2 separate regions of the Homo sapiens genome follow, and region 2 is linked to region 1. A link is a contact called in ENCODE Hi-C data. All regions are on one chromosome and are shown on one strand. The core of a region is the stretch at or near the end of the contact, and the rest is flanking DNA. Distances in the headings are between cores, read along the strand shown.

Region 1 (5,941 bases), core at 1,952-4,451:
TGTCCTTATAAGATGAGAGAGCTTGCTCTCTCTCTGTATGCATACAGAAGAAAGGCCATGTGAGGATACAGCAAGAAGATGGCCATCTATAAGCCAGGAAGAGGCCTCACCAGAAACCAAACCTGATGGTATCTTGATCTTGGACTACTAGCCTTTGAAAATGTGAGAAAATAAATTTCTGTTAAAGACAACCAGTCTGTGGTATTCTCTTAAGGCAGCGCAAGTAGACTAAACCAAAGCTATTATCAACCCCATTTTGTAGATGAGGGATCTGAGGTCAAGTGGTTAAGTAATCTGCCCAATACAAGCAGCTTCCATGAGGCGATGCCAGGATCTGAACCTGTCTGTCAAACCTTGAAGTCCATTCTCTGAAGCTGTGCTCCACAGCGATCCCTGAAAGCCTTCCTCATGTACCATGCATCAGAAGTCCAGAAAGCTTCCAGGGTGGTACTCAGGGAGAAGTCTGCACGCAGGGAGAAGGGTCAAAGATGAGCACACTAGGCTCTCAGAAGAACTGACCATTACTGCTATCTGGTAAGGAGTCTTTGGGTCTCCTGTTTTCCCAGCTCTGGGTTTATTGTTTGTTTTTGCTTGACCAGGTGGGATTCGTTCAACATCAAATAAATGCTGTCCCTCACCTGTCTCTCCAATAGAATGGCACTTCTGAGCAGAGTCACATGTGAGCTGTGGCTCCTTAGGCTGGGACTGAAGGGTCAGTGGTGTCTGCTCTGCTAGAGGCACCATCTCTTTACAGAGGACTTCTTGTCTGTGTCTGTGGGCCACCATCTGGGGACAAAAAGACAAGATTTGACTTTTGAAGAAATTAACTGTCTGAAATAAACACTTCCAAGAAAGAAGGAAACAGGAAGAGAGTATTTTATCACCAATGTCAAGGAGACACAAAGCAGAAGTGACAAGGATTCTTGGCATGCCAAAATACACATTTTTCTCTAGCAAATCTCCCTTCCTACCTCATGTTGTGGTTCATCGAGCTCTCTCTCCAGATCCTCCAGCAAAATCACAGCCTCTTCTCCACTCTCTGGACAGTGTTCCCTCACCCAGCCCTGGAGCTCCTTGGGCAGAATGGATAGAAACTGCTCCAGCACCAGCAGATCCAAAATCTGCTCCTTTGTGCTCACATGTGGCCTCAACCACTGGTAGCAAAGTTCCTGGAGTCGAGTAAGAGCCTCCCTTGGTCCAGGGGTCTCTTGGTAGCACAGCTGTCGAAAGTGCCTTCGGAAGATTTCCCTTGCCAGTGGATTACTGCGTTTCAGTCTGGATTCCTGCCATTGAAGGTGACTTTTTGCTTCCACTTTCATTGTCAGAAGTTCTTCCCATGCCTCGGGAACTTGAACACCCAGGGATAAAACCTCCTTTGAGTTTGTATTCATCTTGACCTTGAACAGCTTAAAAGGTACCCTCCAGCTGGAGCTATGCTTCAAGACAAACCTTGGAGGCGCTTGCCTAAGCAGTAAAAATAAATTATTTATATAGAAAAATGATAATAGCTGATGACAGAAACTGATAATACAAGCAATTATCATAGGCCCTAAAGCTCTTCTCTGAAAAGTGATTTGGTGACCAAAGGATGGAAATAATGGAAATATATATATTCATAATGTGCTAAGAGCATAAGCTTTTAAGTTACCCAGATATGGGTTTTCTTTCTTTCTTTTTTTTTTAAATGGGGAATTTCACTCTGTTTCCCAGGCTGGAGTGCAGTGGCATAATCACAGCTCACTGCAACCTCAAACTCCTGGGTTTAAGTGATCCTCCCACCTTGGCTTCCCAAAGTGCTGGGATTACGTCAGCCACCACAGCTGACCCAGACCTAGGTTTTATTCTGATCCTAATATTTACTAGTTGTGTGACCTTGTGCCAAGTTTTTAAATCTTCTTTCAATCTTGATTTCTTTATGTGAAGAAGAAATAGCAATAATGCTTCACAGAGTTCATGGAGGAAAACAGCCCATGAATTAGGGACTGCACCGATCACTCAGAAAGTCTGAATAAAAAGTTTGAACTCACTGTATAAACATCAACTTAGAGAAAGAATAAATGGAAATATTGTTACTGTCGACTAAATGAACGAACCAACATTTACTTTACTATTTACTTCAGTTTTCTTAATCTTCAAAACAACCATTTAAGGTTAGTATTATTTTCACTAAATTTACAGAAAGAAAGGCTTAGGTGGATTCCAAGTCCTGGAGCTTTCCACACCGCCCTGCTGCTACTGAAGAATAACAGTCAACACTGCACAAGTCTACAATATGCTTTCAGATACAAGACTATATTTCATCCTCACAATTACCCACTGAGGTTTTATTATAATAATTATTTCACTAGATAAGAAATGGAAGCCAGGGAAAGTTAAGTAGATTGCCCAAGGTCAACTTCTTTTTGAGGACAATCCTAAGAAGCCAAAGAAGCCCAAGGGAAAAGTTTTCTCCACAGACGCAGGAAGCACCTGAAACCCATGGGGGTGTTCCCAAAATGTGTGTCTCCAAAATGCCAGGAAGCACAGCGCAGCAGCTGAATTCCAGCTTGAAAGGCCCTATGGCAGACATCTGGGGAATCTGAATTGGGAGGTGGAGAGAAGTACAGGGAGACCCAGAATATGCCCTTTAACGGGCTCCTCAGTGATTTGTATGTATTATAAGGTTTGAGAATCAATGAACTAAGGAAAAGGGAATCGGGAACTGCTACATTCTGCGCTTGAAAACCAGTCCATTCAACGCCCCTTAATTTGCTTTCAGAATCTAGAGGTAAGAGGGTATACAGGTTCTCCATCGTGAAGGCTGCCAAAGTCTTAATTGTCCTTAACTTCCTCTCCCGGGTGTTTCTTTCCCTGAGTCCTAAGCCTGTTGTCGTTATTCACCGAGGTGACCCTTCAGCCTCGCAGTCCTCCTACAACCCTTTCTTGTACAATGTCCCCACAGCTGGGGATGACCACTCTGGTCTAGGGGACGCCCGAAGCCGCCCGGCACTGACCGCCGCCCCCTCCTCCGGCTCCCACTTCCCAGCGGCTGAGGTTCACTTTCCACACCCCTTTTCCAGCCCCACCCTCCCTGACCCGCCTCCATTCCCGGTCCCCACAGCCAACTCACGAGACCCGGAACGCGCAAGGAGGGAGAGGGGGTTACCGGCCCGGCGTTGCTAGAAGCGCGGCACGAACAATGGCCGGGCAGGGAACAAAGATGCCGACCTCTCCTCGAAGGCGGACGGAGCAGAGGCACTTCCGGGCCGGTCTAGGATTCCATGTCTCGATGTCCGGCGTTCACCTTGCTTCGGACTCAACCCCCAATTTCCTGGCGTCCAGTTCTTTTTCAGCAGTGAATCACATAATCAGAATGTCATACGTGTGTGGGCCGCACACAGGTTTTAAACGGAAAACGTTGATGAAGCATAGACCGTTAACTATTGAAAATGATGATTTTTAAAAGCATTTTTAAAATTAATACATTATTTATGGTTTAAAAACCCTCAGACAATACCAAAATTAATAAAGTAAAATGTCAAACCCCACCTACCCCTCCTTAGTCCCACTCCCCGAGGCAGCCACTGTCACCGTTAGCCTGGAATTTGTATATCATTGTGATCCTCTCTCACACACACAATGGCATTATTTTATATTTAGCCTTTTCTCCCCCGCTTATTTTAACGTTTTCACTTCATGTATCCTAAAAAGCTTTACTCATCATGTAAGTCTAACTTATTGTATGGGTGCATAACAGTCCATAAAGCAATTTATTTGTCCAGGCCCCTATGTATTCTTTATTTAGGCATCTGCCTGCGTGCTTGCCTTCTTTCCTCCCTCCCTTCCTCTTTTCCTACCTTCCTCCCTCCCTTCCTGCCTTTCTCCCATCCTCCTTTCCTTTTCTTTCTTTCTTGTTTTTGTTTTTTGTTGTTTTTTTTTTTTGCTGTAAAAGTTTTCTGGAGTTTTAGTAATAATAATACAAAATCAAACCAAAACCAATTAAATAAATTTGTCACCCAGGCTGGAGTGCAGTGGCACCATCATAGCTCACTGCAGACTGCAACTCCTGGCTCAAGCAATCCTGCCTCAGCCTCCTGAGTAGCTGGGACTACAGTCACATACCACCATGCCCAGCATTTTTTTTGGGGGAGGGGGGTAGAGACCAGGGTCTCGCTTTGTTGGCCAGGCTGGTCTCTAACTCCTGACCTCAAGTGATCCTCCCACCTCCGCCTGGCAAAGTGCTGGTACAGGCATGAGCCACCATGCCCAGCCTTAAATAAATTTTATTGGTACAAAAGAGCGTAATTGTAGGTACTGTTAGTCATTCATCAGTTTTACTATGCCAACCAGAATGATGGTGTCACGTAGATTAAACTATATTCTGTTTGTTTTAACAGAATCTTATCATTTATTTTATTAAAGCAGTAAGAAAGTATCTTGTGTGTTAATGGAGGCTCCATGATCTGTTTTAACTCCAAAACGGTAGTAGCTCGGAAAATTTCTTTATTATTTTCCTCAACCTAGCCTTCTGAGGGCATTAAATAAACCCAAGCTTTATGCTTTACTTCTTTTTCTTTCAAATATCCAATAAGTATATAATCAATAAGAGCACTAACATGCAGAAAATTTGCTCAAAAATCCTCATCACTTTTTCCACCATACCATGTTCACTTGCAAATCCCTCATTACAAACTTTCCTAACAAACTATGAAATGAGAGTAAATGCTCAATTTCTCTTGGACTTGAATAGACTGTTTAAATATGTTATTCTTTTCCATTTTGTATGACCATCTGTGACAAGTAAATGCAATTTAATATTTGTATGAAACTTCTTAAATGTCTCACTGGCAGTTGGTTAGGGTCTCTCACTGGTTTATATGTGCTTGCTAAGTGGGTCAACTATAGGGCTCAGGCAGGCTCCAGCCCAGAGTCAAGTGGGCAGCACGTTGGACTTCACAATGGTTAGCCCTGAGAGAGACTGGCTTTCATTTGTCTGTTTCCGGGAAGATTCCACTATAGCAGTACTTTGATGAGTATCCTGGGACAGAAGGGATTATTTTTAACATATAACTGGGAATCCGTACTGAATATTGAAAATGCCACACCAACTCAAAGACAAGAAATACTGACTGCAAAATCAACCAAAAAGGTTAAGGATTACCTGAATCTAGAAGCAGGCATATTGGGATACTAACTCGGCTGTGGGTTATGCCATAAGCTAAAAAAATTAAGATGAAATAAAACAAAAAGAAAGAAGACAGAAAGAAAGAAAGAAAGACAAAGCAAGCAAGAAGGAAGGAAGGAAGGAAAGAAAGAGAAAGAATGAAAGAAAGAAAAAAGAAAGAAAGAAGGAAAGAAAAGAAAGAAAGAGAGAGAAAGAAAGGAAAAGAGGGAGACAGGGAAAAAGGAAGGAAGGAAGGACTTGGAGGATTGGTGACAAAGAGATTATTGATGGAACTAGCTCGTATGTGGATAGATCTCTTAGAATGGATATCAAATGTACAAATATTTGTGTCCTGTATGAATCTTCATTAACCCACTGTGTCAGAGGGTTTCAGTAAGCAAGTGAACAAGATGATGGTGAAACAGAACATGGACTCCTCCTCTTCATAGCCTACTGGGATCCCTCCTTAAGCATGAAAATAAAGGAAAAATTGTGAGTCCCTTCAAGGGAAATTCCAGGCACCCTGCAACCAGCAACTAGGGAAATAAATTAATAACCTGCTAAGCAAGATGATAATAGGCCGGGCGCGGTGGCTCACGCCTGTAATCCCAGCACTTTGGGAGGCCGAGGCGGGTGGATCATGAGGTCAGGAGATCGAGACCATCCTGGCTAACAAGGTGAAACCCCGTCTCTACTAAAAATACAAAAAATTAGCCGGGCGCGGTGGCGGGCGCCTGTAGTCCCAGCTACTCGGGAGGCTGAGGCAGGAGAATGGCGTGAACCCGGGAAGCGGAGCTT
Region 2 (6,063 bases), core at 3,307-5,806, 720 kb before region 1:
TATAAAGGGAGATGACCTCTTCCAGGGGATTAGAGAAGACTTCTCCCAGGAAGTGATGTTTAAACTGAAAACTAAAGGCCTAGTTGGACAAAAATGTGATTCCAGCATTCCAGGGAGATTAAAGAGCAGAACACTTCCAGACACCTGAGAGAAGGCCTGAGCAGCTTGTGTACAGAGAGCTCAAGAGAGTGTTCATGAAGGTGGGGTCTGAGGTGGACAGGAAGGCAGGGACAGACCAGTGACTCACAGGCTCAGAGGTTATGGCTAGTAGTGCAGAGAGCTGACTGCACCCTAGCAGCAATGTGAAGCCACTGGGAATTCTAAGCAGGAAGAAATGACATGATGAGATTACTTTTAAGAGTACACTGGCTTTATGTAAAGAATGAGTCAGAATGGAGGAAGAGGTGATGCAAAAACATAAATTAGGCCATTGTGCAGAAGAAGGCCATCGAGACATGGCAGTGGGGAGGAATGATGCAGAGAAACTGGGGAACAGCTAGAAGAAAGAAAACTTGGGCCCAGACTGCCCCTGGGAACCTGGAGGGCAGGAGGTGTCAAGATGTCTCAGCTGCTTATTTACCAAGAAAAGCTCTTTACAGGGAAAGGCAGAAATAAAGCAAAACAGGGCGAGGCCAGTGGCTCCCACCTGTAATCCCAACATTTTGGGAGGCAGAGGTGGGCAAATCAATTGTGGTCGGGAGTTCCAGACCAGCCTGGCAAACATGATGAAACCGCATCTCTACTAAAAACACAAAAATGAGCCAGGTGTGGTGGTGCATGACTGTAGTCCCAGCTACCTCAAGGGTCTGAGGCAAAATAATCACTTGAACCTGGGAGGCAGAGGTTGCAGTGAGCCGAGATCACACCACTACACTCCAGCCTGGGTGACAGAGCAAGACTCCATCTCAAAAAAAAAAAAAAAGAAAGAAAGAAAAAAGAAAAATTAGAAATAAAGCAGAATAGGAAATGGCACCTTGTAGCTTTTGAGAGTTCTCTGGGAAGCATAGAACATTTATTCTGCTCTTGATGAGGCAAGTGCTCCTAGTTTTAACCAGTAAGCAAGCCCTGGATGACTAAACAAAAATGAGGAGAATTTTGGGAGGAAATGATCTCTCCAGAGACGGTCAACATAGGATAAATGAATATAGGCCGAGTAAGTCCTTGACTGGGGCTTCCAAAATGTTGCCACACTGATGGCATTCAAATCTCCTGGAGTCACTGTTAAAAACTCAGATTCAGGCCAGTTGCAGTGGCTCACACCTGTAATCCCAGCACTTTGGGAGACCCAGGTGCATGGATCATCTGAGGCCAGGAGATCGAGACCAGCCTGACCAACATGGAGAAACCACATCTCTACTAAAAACACAAAATTAGCCGGGCGTGGTGGCGCATGCCTGTAATCCCAGCTACTCCAGAGGCTGAGGCAGGAGAATCGCTTGAACCAGGAGGTAGAGGTTGCCGTGAGCCGAGATCGTGCCATTGCACTCTAGCCTGGGCAACAAGAGTGAAACTCCATCTCAAAAAAAAAAAAAAGATTCACAGATTCTATCTCAGACTCATGAATCAGAATATTCTCAAGGTCTGGCTGACCTCCACAACTTAAATCACTGTTGTCTTTTCTCTCCCCTATGCAGCGAATTCCCTCTCTGAACATGATCATGACCTCTGAGACCCTGCATGATCTATGTGCATCCTGTAGGGTCTATGTGTATCTAACCCCCTCATCTCCTATCAAGTTCTCCCTTGTTTACTGACCTACAGCTGCACTAGTCTCCTCCTTCGTTCCTTGAACATGCCAATGGCATTCCTGCCAAGCCTTTTGTAATTACTGTTCCCTTGGCCTGAAATTCTCTTCTCCCTGATAGCCTCACAGCTCACTCACTCACTTCCTTCAAGTCTCTGTTCAGATGCCTCCTTATCAGGAAGGCCTCCTTGGTCACCCTTTATTATAAAGCAATCCCCTCCCCTTTGTTCTCCATTCTCTTGCTCTTTTCCTTCATGGCATGTATCACTACTTCACATTTTATATATCTGGTTGAATTTATTCTTTATCATTCCCCACTAAAATGTAAACTCCATGAGAGCAGAAGCTTTTTCTGTTGTGTGGAGTGCTATCCCTGCACCCCCTATGTGTGGTTCAGGGTCTAGTTAAGAAATAAGGCTGGGCACGGTGGCTCACATCTGTAATCCCAGCGCTTTGGGAGGCCGAAGCGGGCAGATCACTTGAGGTCAGGAGTTCAAGACCAGCCTGGCCAACATGGTGAAACCCCGTCTCTGGTAAAAATACAAAAATTAGCTGGACGTCGTGGCGGGCGCCTGTAATTCCAGCTACCTGGGACGCTGAAGCAGGAGAATCGCTTGAACCCGGGAGGCAGAGGTTGCAGCGAGCTGAGATTGTGCCACTGCACTCCAGCCTGGGTGACAGAACAAGACTCTGTCTCAAAAAAAAAGGAATAAGACTAGGTATTTCAACTGGGCACACCATGGTAACTCAGAGGTGATAACTACTGGGAAGTAGCTACCACCTTGTAGGGCTGGAAGAACAAAAAGGAAGAGGTTGAGACCACTGAGGAAAGGCATCCTGGAGTGCTAAAGAGGACGCGCTGCAGCTGGACTACTACTTACTTATGTAATGGACAGTGAGACATTCTGGAATGCATGAAGAGAACAAATAGAGATGGGATTCAACTGCCATTGTTGGAGTGACCTGACAGGAAGAACAAAATTTAGAAAGCAGCCCCTGCTTCTCTCCTCTTGCTTTCTAGTCTCTTTCTGGTTCCTCTTATTGACAGAACACAAGAGGAAGCCAATGGGCAAAGGAGTTTGGGAAATATCATTTGCAGGCGCCCAGCCCCAATGTCACAAAACAAAGTATATAAGGGTGATTTTAAAGCTGAGAGGGAATGGATTAATAGGAACACAGCTTGGAACAAAGTAGGACTCAAGAGCAGGACATTAATGATCAGTCTTGCTCATTATTATTTGAGTCAGGGGCTCATCTTGACTGTAAATATCAGCCTATCTTCTTCACTTCTTGTTTCTCTTTTTACCCCTTCCTGCATCTGGTAGTTTGGATGATTTAGATCCAGTCAACAGGACTGGAAGCAAGAGAAAAGGTCCAATGCAATGAGACTGAGGGGGGAGTTTTTTGTCAGTTTTTTGTTTCCTTTCTTTTTTCATATGGAATGTTATTGGTGGCAACCTGGTGGTAAGCCATTCCAGAAGAATGGTAAAAGATAACCAAGTCAGTAATTGATAATTAGATTCTATACCTTCCACACCCCTAGTACAACCCTCCACCCACTTTTTCTTATCTCAGCACTCTAAAACTGGCAAGTTTCTTGACTCTGGTGTTGTTAAAACAAAGACAATTGCCAAGCATATCTGAAAAACATTTGAAAATGCTACCAGCTCTATCTCCAATTGGTATGCAGGGCGGGAGGGGAGATGAGAATTTTGGAGAATTTAATTCTTAGTGAAAATCACTGTTTTGTAACTGAACATGGTTCTATTAAACAGCAATTACCCGTTCTGTTCCATCAAAGCAATGTCCTTAGATTTTTTTTTCCCTTACCAGACATATTGTACACTTTTCTATAGAGAAAGCAGAGAAAGAACAACGTTTTGTCAACTTCCTTTGTTGTCTTACTCATTTTGGATCAAGAAGAAGTAAAATGGCAAAACAGACGCCTTGCCCCCTCTGAGGTTCGAACTCAGGACCTTCAGATTATGAGACTGACGCGCTGCCTACTGCGCTAAGGAGGCAACTGTCTCTCCCGCTTAACCAACGGCTCTACCAAGATGATTATGAGGCATTTTAATAAGGTTTTACGTTCTCTGAATTACAGTGTTTCAAAATAAGGCGTAACTATGATTCAATTCACTTCTAAAACACTTTGGATGACAAAACTACGTAGTACAAGGCAGGGGCCAATTCCTAAACCAACCTCGTTCTCCCACAGACCTTCCTAAGGAAACTTTAAGGGCTGCGAAGGCAATTGAGTCTGGACTTTGCGAAAGGCCTTCCTGTACGGGGCCCTGGATTTCTCATCTCATTTCTGGGCCAGGAACGAGGAGTCTTTCCCTCTATGATTAGGGCTTTCGTAGATGTACCGCCTCTGAAACGAAGACAAGACAAATAATAATGAGTTCACTCTTTTCCTCCCTTGTGAAGTTCCGTGGAGACACTCGGTCCCCTGAAGTGGATGAAGGGCGAGGGGAGGAGGTCTCAGGATTTTTCCTCGCTTTTCTTAGAAGCAACAGGCTCAAACCAAACGGTTGGCCTTGCTTACTCCTGAAGTCGAGAGGCTTACTCCCTGGAATCCAAGTGGATGTGGAGCCCATGGCGTCCTCTGGCGCTCTCGGTCTCTTCGACCCCTTTTTACTGTGTTGATGATAAATGGGGCAGGATTCCCCTCCTGCACCACCTGCAGCATCCTGTCCAGGATCCATCTGGGAGCTGAGAAGAAGCAAAGTGTCAGGGATCGGGGGTTCTCGGGCTATGCTGAGAAGCAAGGAATGCTGAAGAAGGGGCCTGAGGGAAGGGCTTATGGTGATGTGGGAATGGGAATGAAAGGACTGGAAAGGGGCGACAGTCACTTGGGTGAAACTGAAAGCGGCGACGCACCCTGTGGGTGGTAGCGTGGCCGAGCGGTCTAAGGCGCTGGATTAAGGCTCCAGTCTCTTCGGGGGCGTGGGTTCGAATCCCACCGCTGCCAGTGTGAGGTATTTTTTTTTTCCCCCTCGTCATTCTGACCCAGTAAAGTTCCATTTTCAAGCCTTGTGTGGGCAGTTCTCACAGCTTCCTAAGTGAGACAGGTTCCTCTTCTGTTTTCCTAGGGGCCACAGATAACACCCATATGTACAGTCCCACAAACGGTGCCCAAATGTTTCTCGATTTAGGGGCTCAGACATCTCGTCCCCTAGTTATTCCCTTCAGTGGCCTTCATGTGTTTTCATTCACTTTGCGAAATTTGTGAACCAACCAAGGGCAATCCTAAGGAAAAAGTACAACCTTCTTAACTCCAGACTCAAGAATAAATAAGCCACGCACGCTCATCTGCCCTATTTTCCATTGTCTTCTCCAAGGGATAAATGTGCTAAGGCTGAAAAAACAAACGAACCAACAAAAGAAACAGTCACCAGACACCTAGAGCCTTTCCCGCTTCACCTATCCTCAGAGAGCAGTTTAAGGTCCTTAGTTGAACACAGTTGAAGAGTTAGCTTTTGAGATTCTGTTATCTTCTTAAACAGTAAACATTTTTTTCTTTTTTTTTTTTAAGAAATAAGGTGGAGGCTCATAGAATAGAAAGAATAACACCTGTTTTAGGGAAGAAGGACTTGATCCGTTATTTACCTGGATCTGGGGTAGTTTAGACCATCTTTTAAGGCTAGGAGACTCGAGGAGATAGAATGGAGAGTTTTTGTGTGCAGGGAGGTGGGTAGATGCTTAGGAGCACTTTACAGTCGCCTAGGCAGAAGTCTTCTAATTTCACTGCTTCCTTCCTCACCTTCCAAAAGATGTATCCAATACATACTAATTGAGCAGATATTTTGTAACAGGCACCTTGCTTGAAAGGATGAATGCCAGCAAATGATTCCAGGGTTCCTTAGCAATTTAGTCTTGAGAGACTAGAGAGGCACATTAAGCATAGTTGACAAATAATTAATATTAAGATTGACTAAAGTAGTAATTTATATCTGAGTATTTCTTCCAGACACGCTACGTATATATGTGGTCTATTTGTTATATGTTGTTCTCACAATTACTAGATAAATAACCATGTTATCTTAATAAAGTTAAGATTTGAAAAAATGAATTACTACATCCAGCACTATAACATCCTAGTTTGGTCATCCATACTAAAGGACACCTATATGTTGGGTCATCTGGACGCTAAGATGTCCACCTGGGAGCTGGGACCTGGAAAGGCAAAAGAAGATAGGAGGAGGAGGAGAAATAATTATTCCCTTTTGAACTTGTAAAATTTAGCCTAGCAAGTGAAGGCAAAAAAGAAGTCTAAAGTCTCCCAAAAGTCTAAGCTGGGCTGTCCCACTGAGTAT

The links. A loop is a pair of places that touch in the nucleus more often than their neighbours do. Pooled maps may share reads with other maps.
Region 2: a loop to region 1 is called in a pooled map, with 3 times the contacts of the local background. The contact joins the promoter of LINC01556 here to the promoter of ZSCAN9 in region 1. A Hi-C loop is called at or near these places in 1 of 168 maps with a recorded cell type or tissue (GM12878), 3 of 37 single-sample maps with no recorded cell type and 5 of 50 pooled maps.

What each region holds. Positions count from the first base shown.
Region 1 is chr6:28,222,535-28,228,475 of GRCh38, reverse strand. It overlaps ZSCAN9 (zinc finger and SCAN domain containing 9), which reads right to left and starts at 3,201. Exons shown (of 4, transcript NM_006299.5): 1 at 3,110-3,201; 2 at 972-1,464; 3 at 639-786. The coding sequence starts at 1,391. RefSeq lists an enhancer at 3,297-3,396.
Region 2 is chr6:28,942,277-28,948,339 of GRCh38, reverse strand. It overlaps LINC01556 (long intergenic non-protein coding RNA 1556), which reads right to left and starts at 4,556. Exons shown (of 1, transcript NR_103538.1): 1 at 3,802-4,556. TRL-AAG2-2 (tRNA-Leu (anticodon AAG) 2-2) reads left to right here and starts at 4,637; the gene lies at 4,637-4,718. TRM-CAT3-1 (tRNA-Met (anticodon CAT) 3-1) reads right to left here and starts at 3,765; the gene lies at 3,693-3,765.